Linked DNA regions of Homo sapiens: region 2 is linked to region 1. The links are chromatin loops, found by intact Hi-C in ENCODE. Cell type or tissue: right lobe of liver. All regions are shown on one strand. Links, peaks and the distances in the headings refer to the core of each region. The heading gives the core; the rest is flanking DNA.

Region 1 (10,859 bases), core at 874-8,873:
AAAGTCTCATTTTGCATATCTCCTGCCCCAGTGCTAGATGCAGTCAATTCTCCAAGAAGCCATGACTTCTTTTGTTGGAGAAAGGTATTAGAAAGTAAGCAGATAACGAGGTCAAGAGATCGAGACCATCCTGGCCAACATGGTGAAACCCCATCTCCACTAAAAGTACAAAAATTAGCTGGGCGTGGTGGCGCATGCCTGTAGTTCCAGCTACTGGGGAACCTAAGGCAGAAGAGTCGCTTGAACCCAGGAGGCGGAGGTTGCAGTAAGCGGAGATCACACCACTGCACTCCAGCCTGGGCAACAGGGCCAGAGTCTATCTCAAAAAAAAAAAAAAAAAAAAGAAAAAAAAAAGAAAAGAAAAAAGAAAGAAAGAAAGAAATGATGCTAGATATGCCCACTGCTGCTTGCGTGTTGTTGCTTCTGGGGTGCCATGTAAATAGAATCATACAGTACACAGCCTTTTCTGACTGGTTTCTCTAACTTAGTAATAATGCATGTAAGACTTATCCATGTTGTTGCACACACAGTATTTTTATTTTTATGCCAAAACATGTATACATTGTTCTCAAAATATTATTTTCTTGACAACATCTGGTTAAGCAGAATGTTTAATAAATGTCAGTAGGAGCCAGTGAAGAAGTGGGAAAAATTAGGTTTAGAAAATCGGACAGAGAGGCAGGACATGATGGTAACATTTATTACGTGTTAAAATAGCATTTCTGCGACATATTACAGAAAATTTAACAAAATTGCATGAAGCGCGCTTTGGGGGTTTCCAACACGAAATGCCTATACATTCCTGAAATCATATAGAGATATGCTTCTCCTCAAGCAAAGTTCTATTTTAAAAAATCTTGATTTGAAAACAAATTAATTAGGAGGATGTTTGTTTATATGTTTTTCATTAGAATTGTTCATTTTCCAGGCAGATTCTCAGAGTATTCCTATTAAAATATCCAGATTACTTTGGAATTCTAATCTGTTCTATTTATTTAAAAACTCAGTTTACAAATATAAGAGCACAATTACTATTGAAAATGAAGTGTAGTAAGTGGCACAAAGTTCTGATGTTTGGCTGTCTAAACCCAACATGAATTTCAGAAATCATCAACCAAATCAAAGACCCTGCAGCAGCAGTCCCACTGCAACCTTCCCTGCCCGAGGAGAAGGGCAATGAAAAGATCGTGGCCATGGTGAGGGTGTGTTGGGATGAATCTCTGGAGAAAAGACCCAGTTTCTCTTCCATCAAGAAAACTTTACGAGAGGCCAGTCCCAGAGGGTGAGTTAGATGTGCAACAGATATTTGCTCTCACTCAGTTAACCATTAGGATTTTAGAGCTGCTGGGCATGGTGGCTCATGCATGTAATCCCAGTGATTTAGGAGGCTAAGGCAGGAGGATCCCTTGAGGCCGGGAGTTCAAGACCAGCCTGGGCAACATGGTGAGTTTCTGTATCTATAAAAAATAAAATAAAATAAAAAATTAGCCAGGCGTGGTGGTGTGAGCCTGTAGTTTGAGTTTCTTAGGGGGGCTGAGAATTGCTTGAGCCCTGGAGGTCAAGGCTGCAGTGAGCTATGATTGTGCCACTGCACTCCAGCCTGGGTGACAGAACGAGACCCTGTTTCTAAAAAACAAAACAAAACAAAATTAAATCTATATGGCCGTGATTGGTTCTATGTGACTCATTCCCTTCCTCCCTCCTCCCTTCCTCCATTCCTCCCTTCCTCCCTTCCTTCCTTCCTTTCTTCCTTCCTCATACACTCACTCAGTGCTTACCATACACAAAACACTGTACTACATGCTGGTTACAGTGGAGTGAGAAATTTTTCCTTTATTTCATAAATGCCACAAAAATGGATCAGATATTAATAATTCTACTGCCTTCTTTGTCTATCTCAGGTGTCACTAATCAATTAAGGCCCTTGTTTCCAGGGAGTTTTGACATGGCTTCAGAGTCTTTTTCAAATCAGCATTCCAAGGGTTAGGCTAATCAATTTGGACTGGACTGTGGGATAAAAATTACTCACCACCCATAGAGTAGGTTATGACTTAAATTACGCATTCCTCTCCAACAACTTTCTCAATAGTAGCTTCCTTTACACCAGATAATTGTATCATCTTTTAGTACATGAATTTAGGAAGACATGCCCATGTTAGAGGTAGCTTGAGTTGGTAGAAAGAGCCCCAGGCTAGGAATCAGGTGTCTACTCTTAATTTGGACCTTCAGCTATGCATTATTTAAAAAAACAAAACAAAACATTTTTTGGAGTCAGGGTCTGGCTCTGTTGCACAGGCTGGAGTGCAGTGGCATGATCTTGGCTCACTGCAATTTCTGCCTCCCGGCTTCAAGTGATTCTCATGCTTCAGCCTCCTGAGCAGCTAGGACTGCAGGTGTGTGCCACCATGCCTGGCTAATTTTTGTATTTTTAGTAGAGACAGGGTTTCGCTATGCTGGCCAGGCTGGTCTCAGACTCCTGACCTCAGGTGATCTGCCTGCCTTGGGCTCCCAAAGTGCTGGGATTACAGGCAAGAGCCACCGTATCTGGCCTCAGCTATGCATTCTTAACACAATAGCCCTGGGTTCTGCATTTCCAAGCTCGTAATAGTTTTTAAATTTTAAAAATCATTTTTAAATGATTTTTAAAATTAACAAATGAGGCTGGGTGTGGTGGCTCAAGCCTATAATCCCAGCACTTTGGGACGCCGTGGCAGGTGGATCACCTGAGATCAGGAGATTGAGACCAGGCTGACCAACATGGTGAAACCCCATCTCTACTAAAAATACAAAAATTAGCTGGGCGTGATGGCACACACTTATAACCCCAGCTACTCAGGAGGCTGAGACAGGAGAATCGCTTGAACCTGGGTGGTGGAGGTTGCTGTGAGCTGAGATTGCAGCACTGTACTCCAGCCTGGGTGACAGAGCAAGACGCCATCTCAAAAATGTAAAATAAAATAAAATTAAAATTAAAATTAACAAGTGAAACATTGTTTATATTTATGGTATACCATGTGATGTTTCGGAATACGTATACTGTGTAGAATGATTAAATCAAGGTAATTAACCTAAAGATACCTCTTAAGTAAGCTTAAGATACATCCCCATATTTTTTACTTAGAAAATATGGACCTCAATGTTATGACAAATCTATTTTCCTATGTGAGTCTAGGTCTCCTCATCTGAAGATGAGGAATTTAAATGAGTTCTCTGAAGACGCTTCGAAAACAAAGGACTAATAGAATCTAGAAGTGCCCTTACATTAGACCGTCTGAAAAGAAAGGAATGACCCATCCTGAAATCTGCATTCTCAATGTCTGTTGGGAGGTGGGGAATGGGCCATTGAAGGCCACCATTTGTTGAGTGCCTGTGGCCCTGGACGTGACCCTAGACACTTTATGCATGTTATCTCCCTACATCCTCAGAACAACAACGTGATCGTATGTACATGAGGTACGCGTGATTATCTTCATTTTCCAAATGAGTAAAGTGAGGCTCAGAGAAATGAAGGAGGCAGCTTAGAGGGCTGATGAAAGGCAGGCTCTGTCCTGTCACGCGGCTGCAATGCCATTGTCACTTCCCCGATGTCCGTTGGCAACCCTTAACTAGGACACCTGAAAGGCAAGCAATATTTTCCTGGAATGTGTAGCTGGAAGCTCTGTTCCACTGAGGCCCTAAGGGTCTTGGGAGAAAACATCAATGTCTGGTTTCTTTTAAAGTCATGTGAGCATACTGGCCAGTGTGATGAGCAAGCTGGAAGTGTATGCCAATTACCTGGAGGAAGTGGTGCAAGAGAGGACCAGCCAGCTGACTGCAGAGAAGAGGAAGGTGGAGAAGCTTCTGTCCACCAAAGTGCCCAGGTATTCGGAAGCACTGGGGCCTTGAAGCTGCGGCATCACCATCTAGCAGCCCCACATAGGGGGGATTATTTCCATGATTATTTTTCTAAGAGAATGTCAGGTTCTTCTAAAAGGGGTCAGGCATTTTTTTTTGTGCAGTTTGGTACACCTGTAAAGGGAGATAGAGGCAAACTCTCCTGAATCCATAGAAATAGAGGCTGTAGTCGGTCTTTTACGTGGAGGGTGGTGGATGCAGCAACAGGAGAGTAGCCACTAGATGGCGCCCTCGTTTCACGAGTCCGACTAATTGCTACCTCCCCTGTATTTGATTGTAGGTCCAAAACCTCCACACAGTTTAATATGTACCTGTGGCTTCACATTCAAATATTGCTTCATTTTTGGTTCTGTTTCTATATGTTCACTCTCTCAACACTTGGCAGAAGTATTTGCTGTTAAAATTCCCGTGCGCTTCTTGCATGTCTAGACCAAAGAAGTGGGGGCAGGGATTTTTAATGAGATTGGTTGACTGAAATGAAATTGATTTGTGGATTGGTGAATGATTATATTCCCTTCCACAACTGCAGAGTCTTTACACCCTAACTCTATAACCAATATACATAAAGAAAATCCTTTTTGTAAAGGCATTATGTGACCCTCTCTCCTACTCCCCCACAATTTATACACGTCAATTAAAATATCTCTTTAGAGAGAATGCAACTGGAGAAGTGGATGTTAAAAGAATTCCTCTAGAAAATGAATTTTGTTAACCAAAAGCTTAGCCATTGAAGCAAAAGGACCAATGAGGACAACTTTGCAGGAGTCTGTAGGAGATGAGATGAATAAGATCCCATTCAAAAATGATCCGTTTCTCTGGTTTCAGCTTCACTGGAGAACAACTACTAGCCGGAAGGTCCGTGGAACCAGAACATTTCGAATCTGTGACAATCTTTTTATCTGATATTGTTGGATTCACAAAGCTGTGTTCTCTCAGCTCCCCTTTGCAAGTCGTCAAGCTCCTCAATGACGTGTACAGTTTATTCGATCACATCATCACAACTTATGATGTTTATAAGGTGAGATGCCTCATCCTGACTGTGCGATCACGTGTGCTCCTTGCAGGCTGTCTCCGGGGCATGATGGAGAATGGAACTGATTCCAGACATCAGCCAGGAGGAAGCTCCATTTCAGTCTATGTCACTTCACGGCAGAAACTCAATATTTTATTTCTGTTTGTTTTCTTGGAAAAGGTCTTGATTAGTCACAGATGTATGTGCTTGTCAAAACTCACCAGTTTCCTCTGTTTCCTTCCATTATTTTATCTCACAGTAAACACTTTTTAAAAAGAGGCATTGACCTTCCACTGGCTAATTCCTTCCCGTCTTTCCTAAATACATTTCCTTCAGAGGCAGAGAGGCTCCTGTTTACTGTCCTTCAAAGGTTGTCCTTGGATCTTGTGTGGGTCTCACCTCTGTTGTCCTGATCCTTAGCAATTAAGAGTGAAGAAAGATTCCCACTTTTAGACTATCAGACTTGTGACTAAAAGCGGGGCAGCAACAATTCCCTGCCGGGTGCTACTGTGGGAGATAGAAGGACACGGTCACCTGGAGTGAAAACCATTTTTGATGGGGAAAACAGAAATGTTTTGGCTCTTCATGACTGCCGGGTGGTGGTGGTGATGAGGGCTGCTTTCTGTGTGTTCTGACTCTTTAGAAGGGGTCAGCCCATGACTCTAGGGACAGTACCGTGTGCCTGTGCTCATACATGCCTGGTGGGCAGCCACAAGTGCACCAGCACTGACCACAATCCCAGGGCCCTGTCTCTGCCTGTGGACCTGGGGATAGCGAGATTTGGGGGACAGTGTGGTCATATGGTCACATATCTCAGTGACACAGTGACACGTCTTCAATGTTTATCTCCCAGTGTTCCCCACAAATGATGCCTCTGTTCAAGGGTGAAAGAAAGGATGGTATAGATAACCTTTAAGAGTAGATCACACACACCCAACAAAATCAGAACCTGCCCTGCTTAGGAGGATATCTTCTGGGATTTTCCTCTTAGTATTACCTTCTCAGTTGTGTTTTGCTTGAGCTCATATTAAAACTTAGTTTGTATTTCTAAAGGACGTTACCACGGTGGGGAGAGGAAACCCGGAAGCAGGTGAGGCTTGTCGAATAGTTGACTTTGCGTAATTTCAGGGTCACCAGGACAGAGGTGTTCTTACTGTCTGGCTAATGCCTGAAATTCAGCCTTTACCACATCATCTTTGGATTCTGCTAAAATGCAAATGTATCTGGAAAGGGCTGTAACTTTAAGCTTCTACTTGTCATTTATTTCTCTATTGTGAATGACAGATCTGAAAGCTGATTTTATTAGGAGGATGGAGGGGGAAGAGGACAGACAGGCAGATACATACATTATATATATATAATGTGTATATATATATAATATTGGGTGAGATGGTCTCTGCTTGACGGATCCACCTCACCCTTCAAGGTTGACTCTAGGAGCATACTGCTCCCTGTCTCACTGGTTCTGAATTTGGGCTGGGGAAATATAGTCACCGCTACTATTGGATTTCAGAGGAGGAAACAGTGACTGTGGGGAGGGAGGCTCAGGGAAGGAGGGTGAGGGGGGCTTTGTGGAAGAGCCATGACAAGGGCAGGAACTGAAGAAATGCTGGAACTTGCATGGGGTGGAGGTCAGGGAGTGTGACGCGTCCAAACATGGGGCCTCAAGGTTGGGGACAAATGAGGGGCCTTAATCTCTGACCCCACCCCAACCCTTGGCCTCCCTCATGGAAAACAAAGGTCACTCTGTCACTTTGTTTTCAGGTTGAGACCATTGGAGATGCATACATGGTGGCTAGTGGACTCCCTACCACAATGGAAGCCAGCATGTGGCTGAGATTGCCACCATGTCCCTGCACTTCCTCAGTGCCACCATCTGCTTCCAAATTGGGCACATGCCCCAGGAGAAGCTCCAGCTTCGTATTGGCCTCTACACAGGTAGACAAAACTGATGGCCTGATGGTCCAGGGATGGCAGCAGGTAGTTCCGGGTTCCACTCCTAGGTCCAGGGCTTTTAGGAACCTGGACATTGAACAGTAACATCTTTAGGGGAAATAAAAGTTTGAATTGTCTCTGCATGTGTATTTCTATTTAGCTAGGTTGCTTGGTAACAACAAGGACACACAATGGCTTCAATGTATTCAACCAAAAGTAAGGACTGGGCACAGTGGCTCACGCCTGTAATCCTAGCAATTTGGGAGGCCGAGATGGGTGGATTGCCTGAGCTCAGGAGTTTGAGACCAACCTGGGCAACATGGTGAAACCCTGTCTGTACTAAAATACAGAAAACCAGCTGGGTGTGGTGGCAGGCACCTATAATCTCAGCTACTCAGGAGGCTGAGGCGTGAGAATTGCTTGAACCTGAAAGGCAGAGGTTGCAGTGAGCTGACATCGTGCCACTGCCTCCAGCCTGGGCAACAAAGCAAAACTCTTTCAAAAAAAAAAAAAAAAAAAGGAAGAGACCAAAACCCAGGATGGGTTCTACAGGGCTAATTTTCTTCCATGCCTTAGCATCAAATGCCCTTTGATATGCTCTGTGTTTGCTAACTCATGGGCATGTGATCTGTGCAGAAGTGATGCATGCTTGGTTTCACGCTCTTTCTGTCACTGTCTGGAAATTCTTAATCATTTTTGCACAGAGTGTCCTGTGTTTTCACTCTGCACTTGTTCCAGCAAATTTTGTAGCCAGTTATGCTACCTATCTTCCAAGGCTCAACAAAGATAAAACCCGATCCTCAGTCAGAATGAATTGCTCCCATGTTTGTACCACTATTGGCATTGTTCACAGCTCTAGTTCGTGAGTGACATGGTCATTTAATGATGATGTCGCTTTCCAGCAGGTGTTTGTGGGTTCTGTCGGTTTCCTTTCTGTAAACCCTAAAACCTATTGCCAATTTGCCCCAAGAGGGTGCATCACTACATTTGTTCATCTGATGCGTATCGTCGAGTCCAGCCTCGGGCAATGCAGAGCGGTTATGGCCTTTGGTTCTTCATTCTTTAGGTCCTGTGGTGGCTGGTGTGCTGGGGATTACCATGTCCAGATACTGTCTATTTGGAGACACTGTCAACATGGCATCCAGAATGGAGAGCAGCAGTTCACGTGGGTATCACTGACAACACTTTGTAAACACAATATTGTTATCTCCCTCCAGGCCCCTAGCTTTAACCAGGGGATACTTTTAGAAGATGCATTTGCTTTTTGCCTACTGTTTTCCATCTGGAGGTTAAGATCATTATCCACTTCAGGCAACACTGATCACATGCTTTATAGACAGGGTTTTGCACTCTGCTCTTGTTAGAACCATGCAAATACACGCAGCCTCCTTTTTTCTATGACTTTCAGTCCTAAGCAATCACAGGCACATATAATCACTTAAATGAAGAGCAGGAGTTGGAAAGCTTTTTCTTTTTTTTGAGATGGAGTCTCACTGTGTCACCCAGGCTGGAGTGCAGTGGTGTGATCTTAGGTCATTGTGACCTCTGCCTCCTGGGTTCAAGCGATTCTCCTGCCTCAGCCTTCTGAGTAGCTGGGATTACAGGCATGCGCCACCACGCCCGGCTAATGTGTGTGTGTGTGTGTGTGTGTGTGTGTGTGTGTGTGTGTGTGTGTGTGTGTTTAGTAGAGACTGGGTTTCACCATGTTGGTCAGGCTGGTCTTGAACTCCTGACCTCAAGCGATCCACCCACTTCGGCCTCCCAAAGTGCTGGGATTAGCTGGCATGAAGCACTGTGCCTGGCCCGGAAAACCTTTTCTATACAGGGCCAGACAGTAAATATTTCAGGCTTCAGGGGCCATAGAATCTTTGTTGCAACTACTTAAGTGCTGTTGTAGCTCAAAAGCAGCAATAGACAATATGTCAATCAACAGGCATGGCCATGTTCCAATAAAGCTTTATTTGCAAACACAAGTAGTGGACTGGATTTGGCCCATAGGTGATAATCTGCCCTTCTCCGAGGTAGAGTATATTCTTGGTGGTACAGAAGAAATCTATAGCCAGGACCTCCAGGGAATATTACATTCTTTTGCTTTATAGTAATTTTATTGCATTACCATTCCCAGGCACTCGTATGCCATTTGTCAGATGAGACATGTAAAAAAGAATTACTCAGTGATGTCAGTTTCAAAAAGGCTTAGATGATTAACATTGTTTTATATTGTAAATTTTCCACATTATATAAAAACACATTCATTGTTTAAGTTAACCGAGTCTCAAACAAGAATTTTTTTTTTTTTTGAGATGGAGTTTTGCTCTTGTTGCCCAGGCTGGAGTGCAATGGCATGCTCTCGGCTCACTGCAACCTCCGCCTCCCGGGTTCAGCCTCCCCAGTAGCTGGGGTTACAGGCATCTGCCACCACGCCTGGATAATTTTTGTATTTTTAGTAGAGACGGGGTTTCACCATGTTGGCCAGGCTAGTCCCGAACTCCTGACATCACATGATCCACCCGCCTTGGCCTCCCAAAGTGCTCAGATTACAGGCGTGAGCTACCATGCCCAGCATTCAAACAAGAATTTTAAACCTCTCTCTTATCTTGTAAGTAAAGGTTTTTAGGATAAACTTTGAAGCTAGAGCTGCTTATAAAGGATCTAGACCTGATTCTAATTGCATTTCTGGTTACAAACAACATTTTCAGTAAAATGTCCCAGCTGAGGAGCCCAGTGAACTGCCCTCCATGGGGATTACCTTGTATGCTGAATCAGTTCTGCCTTCTGTTTCCAAACTGAATGCACTAAGGTTTTGAGCAGGACTCAACAATGATTGAGCAATGTCAGAATGGTTGAGAATCCCAACCTAAGAGTCCCAGACTTCAGAGAAGTCGTCTGTGATTTGCTTAATGAAAAGTCCTGGTGATCAGAGAATTCAAGCAGTGTAGGTTCCCTCTCCAAAGCAGCCCCTACCCCACTGACACTCCACTGATAAGTTGATAACTAAGCAGTGACTGGTTTATGGCAGCTCTCCGGATTCATGTCTCTCAGAGCACTGCAAGCACCCTGGTGGCATTGGGAGGGTACGATTTGCTAAAGAGAGGCACCATTCCAGTCAAGGTAAGACCAGGCCAACCATGCCCTGCCTGCCCTGTTTGGGTCTCTGATAGAGACATCGAGGAACTTAGCGGGATGGATGCATCTCCATGGAGTGATGCAGGGAGACCTCTAAGGTTCCCCTGGAGGCACTCATGACTGCCAGATCTTCTTCCTTCAGAGGAGAAGAAGTTCCCTCAAATGATCAAACGTGGAATCTTCAACAGAGAACACCTTAACTCCCAGCTAAACCAACCCCTTAGGGAATGCTTTCTTTTTTTCTTTTCTCTCTCTCGTTTTTTTTTTTTTGGCTACAAATGGTCCCCTAGCTTCCTCTTGAACACCCCAGTCCAGAAAAAGAAGTAGAAGGGAAGGCAGTGGCATCAACTCCCCAGTTTTGCTTAGCCTGGCCTTAGCATTCTGTATTCAATCAACTGACTTCAGTAAGAGGAAGACTTTTCTAGAAGGCGGCATTTAGCCATAGCTTGGAACCCATTCCTGCTACTGACCAGCTGTCTGAGTTTGAGGGCTTGTTTTTGTCATCTGCAAAATGGGGGTGGTGATAATACCGTCCTTGAAGGGTGGATGTGAGGAGTAAATGTGGACATGGATGTGAGGCGCTTCACTGGGTGTCCCACTCATACTAAGAGTGCAGTAGATTTTATTATTATTTTTAAAAGATTTTCTTTGCAACAAGCTTTAGTCTCCGTGGACTGTCACCCCCTAGGACATTGCTGCCTGGCCATGCAGGCTTATCAGCAAAGCCCAAGAAAATCAGTAAGATTTTATCTGTAAGGAGGCCTTTTGCTTGTGGAGGGAGGGAGCTCCCACTGTCCCAGCAAGTAAGACAGACCTCAGACATCTGCCCAGAGGCCATGCATTACAGGCAGCCCGCCAGCCCCACCCCAACCCTGCCAGCGATTCCCCAGGG
Region 2 (10,859 bases), core at 1,123-9,122, 180 kb after region 1:
GGTTTCCTCATGTTGGCCAGGCTGGTCTCGAACTCCTGACCTCAAGTGATATGACTGCCTCAGCTCCCAAAGTGCTGGGATTACAGGTGTGAGCCATTGTGCCTGGCCCCAGCAGTGAAACTTAACAAAACTCTTAAGTGATAATATGCGAGGCCTGTGTGTGGCCACACATAGTGGTGACCTGTGGGCTCCAGACAGATGGCCCACCCATCACATCACATCACTAAAGCTACTGTAAATAATTAAAGTAGCTTTAGTTATTTAAAGCTACTTTGATAACTTTAAATTTTCAAAGAAATGAGGTCGATGCTTCAGATGTCAGAACATTTTTCTGTAAAATTGTAGCTTTTGTTAAATCTGTCAGAAGACCTGGCGGCCCTGGGTCTGTGCCGCAGCATGGAGTAAGGGGTTGCTAGTGAACAGAGAGCATTTGGATGGGGCATGTGTCTTTTCATGTGCCACACTCCCCCTACCCAGTTGGTTCTCAGACCAAGGGTGAGGGGTTGTTAATTATTGGACGTACACTTTTCTTTTTTCCAAAATAGAGTGAAATGTCTCCAAATGCCTATCTTTATTTAAAACGGAAAAAAAGAAAGCAGACAGACAATTTGTTTTTTTTTTTTTTCAGGGTAAAGGTAAAGTAATACGTATTGAGCAAGAACTAATTGCCAGTCATTGGGCTAACAGCTTTACAGGCACGACTAGCCACTTCCCATTTTACAGATGGAGAAGCACAATGAGTGTGTCTTGGGAAACTCCTCAAGCTCTTAGGGGAAGCTTCGTGAGTGGGCACTCAAACTCCAACTCTTCCCACTGAACCTGAAGTTTCCTTGACCTTGATTTCCTTCCTGGATGTCTGGATTTCATGATATGGGTTTCGAGATGAGGGGAAGGAGAAGGAAGGTAATGCTCTAGAATGTGGGACTTTACCAAAAAAAAGTAAAGCCCGCTTCCCAGGACCCATGTGTCTGCCTTAGGAATTAAACCCACCCGTTCCAGGGTAAAGGGGCTATAAGTATTTGAAGCAGGGAGGCACACACTGCTGTTGAGTGTGATGGGTGGGCCAATCTCATGTCAGGGGCCTCAGGATAATAGAAAGCCACAACCTGGAAGGTCATGGGCAAGTCCATTTTCACAGCCTTCTTCCAGTACAGAGCTCTGAACTACCAACAGACGAGAGTTTCGAGCAGCTAGAGTCTGGTGCATGGTCTGGGGGCAGCTTCCTACCTAAATGCCTTCTGTCTTAACTGCCTTTGCATGTGACTGCTGTCCAGGGGTTTATAGCTTTATGATTCAGAATCTGGCTGAGGGTTCCTGGGTTCAAATCCCTGCTCTGCACTTACCAGCCACATGAACCTTGTGTCTGCTTTTTGCTTAGTCATTTCCACCTGATAGGAGATCAGATGAAGTAATGAGCATGCATGAAGCATTTAGCACCAGCGTGGCACATGGTAAACACTTTATACACATTAGCTCTGCTAAGAGGCCTGCCCTTTTCCAGATGAGTCTGCACACTTTCTGCAGGAGCCACTGCTTTTCTACCCCTCCCTGCCCACTGGCTCCTTTGGCCAGCATATTGAAACCACCGCATAAACAGGGGCATCCATGTGCAGGGCTACTGCTTTGGGGTTCACCACCCTTTTCAGCCTTGCTAATGGTCATGAATTTTCAGATGCTAATTTGCTTGCATTAAGCCTCACCTGGACTTCAGCAGGGGCATCCGTATGCAGGACTAGTGGTTTGGGGTTCACCAGCCTCCTCAGCCTTCTTGTTGGTCGTGAATTTTCCGATGCCAATTTGCTTGCATCAGGCCCCGCCTGGACCAGGGTGCAGGGTGTGGCCACACTGCGCATTCCAACTCTGTCCACTAGATGGCGGTCAGATTTCATCAAGGGGTACCAGGCCCAGGACTGGAAAAAAAGGTGTGGCCTCCGCCCAGACCCTGGGACCAGGTGGACGCCTCCTGGGGTGCTTCTTAGCAACTGCAGCTTATCACTGACGGCCAGAAATGAGACCTCAGGATGGATCCTTCAAGTGGAGGAAAGGAAAGGAGAGACAGAAATGCAGATGGGGTGGGAAGTGGGGTAAAAGTGGCAGCAATGGGCATGGCTCAGGGATCCCAAGGTCTCCATCTAGCCTCTGTTTCCTGTCTGCAGCCTAGAGGCACAGGGATGTGGATTGATGGGGACCCGAGGCAGCCTGTCCCCTGCCAGGAGACAGGCCCTGTCACCTCTGCCTGGGTTTCACATCTGCCCGTCCCCTGTGCTGGTCCAGGCTCTGGTCACTCTCTGTCAAATTGTCTCTGCTGATTTTATTGCCTTCTCTCCAGTTTCTCTGCCCACCTCTGCCTTGCAGCCCATCTTCCCTGAGCCTTTCTGCTCCTCCGTCAATCACTGTCAGAGCCCTCCAAGACCACCTGCTTTTCCCTGGCCTTCCCTGTTCACTGCACTCAGTGCTTCCTCAGGCACACCCCACCCCATGCCTTTGCTTCTGCAGTTTCTTATTCCTCACCTCTGCATGTTCAAATCTTATTCTCCACCCCAACCTGTAAGTGATTGCTTCCTCCTCTGAAACCTCATTGCATTGCTTCTATGGTGCTGGGCCCTTTCATGTATTCTTTCATTCTAATGTTTGCTGAGCACCTACTATGTGCGGCAAGATGCCAGGGATACAATGGTGAATGAAGTCAACATCTCAACTCTCCTTGAGCTTCTATTCCAGCTGGCAAGATGGGGCTAAAGGTAAACAGTGTAAGGAAAACAATCACAGCCTACCACGAGGGCAGTGTGGGGAACCCATGGGTGCTGTGGTCGTGTGTTGTGGGGTGCCAGCTGGCGAGGCTTCTCTGAGCAAGGTGATGTTTCAGCTAAGCCTCAAGACTGAGAAAGAGCCAGGTTGGCAAGGGGCTAGTGGGGTGGGAGTGGGCTGCCCTGGCAGAGGGGATGGCGTGAGGAGGACCCTAAGGCGGGAAGAGACTGGGCTGGTGGAGAAGCTGAGAGAAGGCTTGTATTAGTCCGTTTTCATGCCTCTGATAAAGACATACCTGAGACTGGGTAACTTCTAAAGAAAAAGAGGTTTAATGGACTCACAGTTCCACGTGGCTGGGAAGGCCTCACAATTAAGGCAAAAGGCACATCTTACATGGCGGCAGACAAGAGAGAATGAGAGCCAAGCGAGAGAGGAAACTCCTTATAAAACCTTCAGATCTTGTGAGACTTATTCACTACCACGAGAACAGTATGGGGGAAACTGACCCCATGATTCAGTTATTTTCCACCAGGTCCCTCCCACAACAGATGGTAATTATGGGAGCTACAATTCAAGATAAGATTTGGGTGGGGACACAGCCAAACCATATCAAGGCTGAAGGCAGCATCTGAGCTGAGAGGGATGCCAGAGGGCCAGGTAGGGAAGCTGTTGAAGGGGGGTAATGAAGACTCAAGCTTTTTAAAGAGCATTTTTTTCCCTCCGCTGATCTGTATACAGTGTCCTGAGTGGAAGGGGAGGAAAAGAAACCATAGTCCAGAAAGAGATGCTGGTAGCTTGGGTGGGGACGCAGAGAAATGGGTGGATTTGGGCATTCTGGAGACCGGTGAGCAGGCTCTCTCCACCATACAGGGATAGGGCACACTGTCAAGGTAAACTCCAGTGGCTTAGGGTGGGGTGGAGGACAGCTGCCTCCAGAGCACAGAGAGGGAGGGGTCCTGAGGCCATGTGCAGTCTGGGAGGTAAAGTGTGATGTGTTTGACAGCCCTAGTGCAGCACAGCACAGGAGGGGTAGTGTGAGATTGGCAGTTGGATCTGACATTCGATGAATGGCCTCCCAACTCCTCGAGGGCAGGAACCGTGCTTGATTCACTGTTGTGTCTCTTAAAAAGCTTTTCCTGGGCTATGGGGAAGTGGCCTCTCTGACAAGCATAGGGATTTGATATTGTTGGAGAAATGGGTGCCAATGGGTCTGGATGGGCTTCTCTTGCCACATGCCACCTGCTGTCTTGGGAGCACCTAGGGATGCCTCCAGTGGCTGCAGAGTGAGGGTGAGGGCGGGTCATTGCTTTTCTCCCCCGCCCTCCATTGCTGTGCCTAGGGGACTCCAAGCCCGCTTGGTCCTCTCAGATGTTGCCTAGGCAGTGAGCTCAGGATCTCCCTCACTCCCCTTTAGGGTCCACTGGTTACACCTTGGCCTTTGAAAAGTGGAATGCTCCTGATTTCAAGTCATATGGTATAGAAGCCTACTTCCTCTCAGAAGGGGAAAGCGGTGCCTCGCGTGCCGCCTAGAAATACCTCTTTAATGTCTAAATCACCATGTTGGAACTTCACTCCTAACAGAGACTGTGCCAGCTGCACCTAAAAAACCCACCATATTATCCCTTATTATTCATTTACAGTGTAAATTTTACACATTGATAGACATAAGATTGGCAAAGCAAACTGGGGAAGAGTGGGAGGGAGAATGCGTGGCTTTGTGTCTGAGATCTGTGGGAAGAAGGGGGAAATGCTGAGAAGGGACAAGGGGAGGGATGCTGGGGCTGGAAGCAAGTGTCCTGCACTGCACAGTCTTGCCCTGAGCTTGTGCCTGCCTGGGAACTTGAATCCTCCTTCCTCAGTAAAGGAGCCGGGGGCACCTGCCATTTTTTCCACTAGAGGGCGCCAGCACCCTGCAATGCAGCCTGGAGGTTTGGGACCTGGCTGGGAAGACAGCTGAGAATGGAAGAGGTTTGGGGCGTCTCAGGGCCTCAGAAGCACCGTGTACCTGGAATCCCTTGCCTTGCATCCCCTGAGCTCCCTGCTCCCCTCTGCTGCTCCAATGGGGCTGCATTTCCTTGGGTATCTCCCAATCCATCTCTGGCCCCATGTTCGCCAGCATGAGCCCTTGGTTGTGGGAGCTCCAGCTAGACGTGGGGACTTCAGGAAGCTGTGATGAGCACCAGAGGGACTCCTGAGCTGCTATGTGCAGCTAGGTCTGCCTGCCCTGGAGCCTCCGGTTCCTATGGCCTCCTCCCTGGAGGGAGAGTTTGCTAGGAGAAGAGAGCTTGTCTTTGCGTATTTTGTTTATTCTCTATTTCCTTAGGGCCTCACTGGACCCTGCACTGAGTAGGTACTCCTCAAATCCACTGCACCTGTGTGCATGCTGGGCATTGGCCCTGGCAGCTGCTATGCAGTGTGGGAGTAGAGCCCCGGGAACAGTGAGTGGGTGAGAAGGCTCAGCTGGTGTGCAAAATGGGATCAGAGCAGAGCTGGGAGGCTGGGGATGCTGGGTGTGGAGGGAGGAGAGGAAGAGGAAGGAGAGGGCAATGAGCTGGTCTTGGAAGCTTGGGGAAGCATTCAGACAGGCACAGAGGAGCCACATTAAACAAGGGTTTGGCCCAGTAGCCACCTGGGCTGCCAGTGTTCTAGAACTAGGAAACCAACCCAGGAAGCTGGCTCTGCTCCTGGCCCCCAAAGCCCTTTCCTCTAGGCTGTTCTAGGCCAAGGAACGGAGGGGAAATGTTTTCCTTATTCCATTCTGGCCTTTAGCTGTGGTATCGCCTGCCAAGCTCTCTGGAGGATCCAGGGGGACCGGCCATCAGATCCCCCCAAACAGCTGTGCTCTTCTGTCCAGACACTGTTCAGCCACAGCCTTGGGCTGGGCCTTTCCTCTGTGTCCTGGGCCGAGGACCCAGAGCTGCTGGGGGCCTGTGTGCCCCACAGGATCCATGAAGGTCTCCACAGCTGCAGGTGCAGGTGTCATAATCTGCATAAGTTGCAGTTCATGTGATTGTCACCGCCAGAATCTCTGAATATTGCTCACCTGGGTATGGAGCTGCCCGAAGTTCTTGTGTGGGTTTTCAGCCATACTTACATGGGTTATAGGCATGCTGGACCATTGGTAAAATCACATTGGCAGGCTGTGTTTTCTTCTCCCAGCTGTTAAAGCTGCAATTCTGGCAGTCAGAAGACGTCGCTTACTTGGTGGTTTCTAGCAGCCAATTCCCCTGTCTGAAAAGGATCCCTCATGGGGTTTGTTGTGTTATGGGCTTGTCTGAAATGTTAACCTATTTGTTCTTAAATGTCATCGGTGAGTGATTTTTATCACAATGAGAGTCTCATTGATGAAAGTCGTTGAGAGCCCGAGGACTTTGTGCAGAGTCTCTGTGGACCACGAGGGAATCTAGCAGAGAGGGGAGGTGGGTGGGTTGGATGTGGTGGTGCCTTTCAAGCTGAGGCCATGGGAGCTGCTTCGGGCTGGCCATTTGGGCAGTTCCCTTCAGTACAGGCCTCACCCCCAAGCAATGTTGTGTTACAAAGGCAGGTTCACCTGAAACTGGGAGGCAATGGGCAATGGTCAGATTTCCATCCATTTCCTGTCACAGCATGGCCATCAGGAAGAGTGACTTAAGAGGCTCAGAGAGGTTGAGATTCTTGCTCAGGACCACACAGCAAAGCAGAGACAGAGTAATGCTGAGAAGGCAGATTTCTGCATCGTATCTTTTGGACTTCTTTCAGCAAAGTGGGACCCTGAAAAGCCAGGGATGCAGAGTTCATTCATTTGGTTGGTCAAATAGTACTTACTGAGTGCTTACGGCATGCTAGGTGCCGAGGACAGCTCAGTCTAATGGGGGATGCCCCTGCAGAGTGTCAGGATGATCCTGGGGAGACGCCCACTTCAGCCGAGTTGGGTATCAAGCAAGCTTCTTGGAAGAAGCAAAAAATACCTGCGCCCTGTTGGAGGATAATCAATTAATTTGATGCTCCTTTGAGACTGTCCCAAGAGAAACAGAGAGTAAACACTCATAAACAAATAGCAGAAATAATGAACAGGGATGGAGTTCTTGCTAGACACTACTCCCTGCAGGCAGGAGCCCCTACCCGTGGGGACACTGAGGCTCAGGGAAGCCAGGAATGGTTGGGAGGGCCCCAGCCGGTCAGTGGTGGAGCTGGGAGTCCCCTCGGTAGAGTTTTTTTTTTTTTTTTAAACTTCTGTTCATCATGGAAAATTCCAAACATGTACAAAAGTGGAGAGAACAACAAAGTACCATGATCCCAACATCCATCTTCAACATTTGCCAACTTAGGGCCAATTTCATTCTGTCCATACCCTCTCCACTCTCCCACTACTGGAGTATTTCATAGTAAATCTCTGACATCATCTCATTTCATCCGTAAGTATTTCAGCAGGCAGCTCTAAAGGATAATGACTCTTTAAAAAAAAAACCTAGTCACAATCTCATTATCACACCTAAACACATCAACAGTAATTCCAGTCAGTGTTCAATGATCAATTGCCTCAATTTTCTTTTCTTTTCTTTTTTTTTTTTTACCAGTTGGTTTGTTCAACTCAGGATCCAAATAAAATCCACACATTGCATGCAATTTCATTTGAACTGTAGTTTTTCTCTCTCTTTCTTTCCTTACAATGTAATTGTTTACACAATGTGGTCATCTCTTCTATGGTTTCCATACCTCACATTTGCTGTTTGTATCCCTGGGGCCCTGTTTAGCATGTTCCTCTGTCCCCCGTATTTCCTGTAACCTAGAACTTGAATCGGGAGGCTTGAGCAGATTCAGGTTTGAGTTTTTGTAGTGCCAGTGTGTTGAAGCACAGATCACAGGCAGCCTGCTGAGCTCTGTGTGTGTGTGTGTGTGTGTGCCAGTGTGCCTGTGTGTGTGTGCACACATGTGTATGTGCCTTTGGGCTTTTCTCTTCTCCCTTGGCCACTTCTCAGAAACCACTGCTTTCCACTCTCTGGTAGTCACAGGCTCCTCTTAAGGTTACAAAACTGCTTCAAGGCTGCTTGTCAAAGAGCAGGCAAGGAGCAAAGAGCAAGTATTTCTCCTTGTCAAAGCTTCAAAGAAGCCTTCAGCACAGACAGAATTTCTTTTAATGTCTGCACTTCAGTTTCCTCCTGCTGCCTCCTTCTGTTGCCCATATTTTGACTTTGGGTCTTTTCTGTCAGGATCTTTAACAGGTCTGAGGATCCAGCATTCTCCTCCCTCTCCCTTCTGTTTTTCAGCCCCGATTTATGAATGACTTACCACATATCAGCTCTGCTCCAGTGAAGTTAGACATAAACTTGAGCTTCTACCCTGAAGGTCCTATGGTCTGAGGTGGGCAGGTCAAATGAAACTACATGCGATGTGTGTATTTTATTTGGATCCTGAGTTGAACAAACCAACTGGTAAAAAAAAAAAAAAGTTGAGGCAATTGATCATTGAACACTGACTGGAATTACTGTTGATGTGTTTAGGTGTGATAATGGGATTGTGATTATGTTTTTTTTTTAAAGAGTCATTATCCTTTAGAGCTGCCTGCTGAGATACTTATGGATGAAATGAGATGATGTCAGAGATTTACTATGAAATACTCCAGTGGTGGGAGAGTGGAGAGGGTATGGACAGAATGAAATTGGACCTAAGTTGCCACAGAAATGGCAACAACAACCGTTCACCCACCTGCCAACCAGAGGTCCCCAGGGGTGCTCTGAAAACAGAGGAAGGCGATCTGGGGGAGGACCTGGGAGGACAGGTCAGCTTCTGCCTCTCTGGCTGGGTGGAAGCCCCCGTCCAAGTCAGAGACTGAGTCTGGAGGAGTTGGCTGCAAAGTGGAGAAAGAGGCCATGTGCCCCACTACTCAGATACCTGCTCTGGCACCGGAAATGTTTGCCCTGAGCCATCCGTCACTGTGCAGGTGCTTAGTGAGCACTTCGTCTGTGCTGGGGGAAGAAGGGGCTTGTCTCATGCTCTCAAAGTATGTATGGTGTCCAGGCAACTGGGTGGCGATCTTTACCCCTCTCCTTTACCCTTCACATCCATCCAGGGCCTATCATGTCCCTTCAACCTCCAGAACAGATTCCAAGTCTATCCCTTCTCTCCACCTCCCCCAGCCCAGCGTGGCCCCCATCATCCTCCAAGTGTCCTGTCTCACTCCTGCTTCCTCTCTTCCTCACTCGAATCCATTCCTCACAGTCCAACCAGAACCCTGTTTTTGAAACATTAATCTCATTACACCCATCCCCTGCCAAAAATCTTATAGTAGGTTGAATAGGGATTCCCCGCCCCCACAAATTCATGTCTTCCCAGAACATCAGAATGTGACCTTATTTGGAAATAAGAGTCCTTGTAGTTGTAAGTAAGTTGAAGTCATCCTGGATGAGGGTGGGCTTTAAATCCAATGACGGATGTTCTTATAAGATGAGGAGAGGACACACAAAGACAGGCAGAGATTGGAGTGATGCATTAGTCCAACTGCATGACTGTAAAGGAATACCTGAAACTGAGGAATTGATGGAGAAAGGAGGTTTAATTGACTCACTGTTCTGCAGGGGGGACAGGAACCTGAGTGCTGGCATCTGCTTCTGGTGAGGGGCCTCAGGAAGCTTCCAGTCATGGCAGAATGTGAAGCGGGAGCAGGCAGGTCACCTGGTGAGAGTGAGGGCAAGAGAGAGAGAGAGAGAATTGGGGAGGTCCCAGACTCTTTTAAACAACCAAATCCTGCATGAACTCACTGAGCAAGAGCTCACTCCTCACCAAGGGGATGTTACTAAACCATTCATGAGGCATCCACCCTCCTGATCCAATCACTTCCCACCAGGCCCCACCTCCACCATTAGGAATCACATTTCAGCATGTGATTTGGAGGGGACAGACCTCCAAACCATATCGTGCTGCTATAAGCCAAAGAGTGCCAGGGACTGTGGGCAGCTGCTGGAAGTTAGGAAGAAGCACGAGGGAATTTTTCCCTGGAGCTTTCAGAGGGGGCACAGCCCTGCCGACACCTTGATTTCAGACTGTCACCCTCCGGGACTGTGGGAGAATACATTTCTGTTGTCTTAAGCCTCAGTTTGTGCTACTTTGTTATGGCAGCCCTAGGAATCTAATAAAACCCTTAATAAATAGCATTCAACATTGAAACATTGTACCTAGAATGAAATCCCAAACCATTCACATGACCTGCCAGGCCTGGCATGTGCCGGTCCTTCTCCCCTGCTGCCTGTGCCTGTGCCCTGTCCACACCTCACGTTTCATCTGTCCTCCTGATCACTCAACATGCCAGTTCCCCAGAGAGACCTTGCCTGGCCTTTCCTTCTCTGACCCTGCTGTAATCAAAACCAGATCTGCCTGTGCTTCTCTGTCACATCTATCTGGTTTTAACTTCCTCATAGCACTTACTCCAAGTAGTAATTTTGAATAAATTGTGAGGCATGCTTCCTTACCAGATTGTGGTCTCTTTGTGGGCGCATGTATCTGTCTTGTCTGTCCTGTATCCCCAGCCCTTAATTCCACATCTGGCACATAGTAGGTGTTTAATAAATACCTGCTGAATAAATATACCCAACATACACATAAATGAAAATACCTCACGGGAAGAGGCTGTAGAGAGGGTCAAATGCGGGGTTGGCGGAGAAGAGGGGGGAGATCAGAAATGACTCCGTCCATGTCTCCAGGGGTCAGACATATTGATGAGGGAGGGCCATGGATCTCATTGTAAACTTGGGGGCACCGGGTGCTCATCACTGTGTGCCAGACGACTCTGCCAGCGGACAGAAGTGGCTCTGCTTGCTGACGAGGAGGCCCTGAGTTTGAGCAGGAAAGGCTGTTCAGCTCCCTGTGCTGTGATTTATGGCTCCCAGACAGAAGGCAGGTGGTCACAATTTATAAGGGCCACAGACCCTTTGGGCCACAACGGTGGTGAATGACATCACCCAAGAAAGGGAATTTACTGCACAGGCATGATGCCAGGTGTCAGGGTGAGTGAGAAAGGCCTGCAGAGCATCTGCTCCAACTCCAAGTTTATAGACGGGTCCACCGAGGCCTTCAGAGGCACGTGACTTGCCCAGAGCCCACCGTGGGTGTGCCCCTGTGGCATCGCAGGCCTGGAT

What was found. Hi-C counts contacts between places; a loop is a spot of excess contacts. Peaks named below come from ENCODE experiments on the same cell type or tissue, not always from the same donor. Only the 100,000 strongest peaks of a DNase experiment are listed, where the experiment ranks them.
Region 2: it touches region 1 in a loop (2.9-fold over the local background); 34 of 110 quality-filtered maps call a loop at or near these places.

The regions. Positions count from the first base shown.
Region 1 is chr10:112,308,302-112,319,160 of GRCh38, reverse strand. It overlaps the pseudogene GUCY2GP. Among named protein-coding and RNA genes, the nearest start is that of MIR6715B, 14 kb to the right of the region's middle. RefSeq lists a silencer at 4,095-4,204. In right lobe of liver, for the core only: a CTCF peak has its summit at 4,106 (motif pointing right); DNase peaks (open chromatin) are centred at 4,110, 6,010, 7,480 and 8,450; H3K27ac peaks cover 3,646 bases.
Region 2 is chr10:112,131,359-112,142,217 of GRCh38, reverse strand. No RefSeq gene overlaps it. Among named protein-coding and RNA genes, the nearest start is that of GPAM, 47 kb to the left of the region's middle. RefSeq lists an enhancer at 1,688-2,187. In right lobe of liver, for the core only: CTCF peaks have their summits at 1,867 (motif pointing right) and 4,635 (motif pointing right); DNase peaks (open chromatin) are centred at 1,417, 1,857 and 4,637; H3K27ac peaks cover 1,409 bases.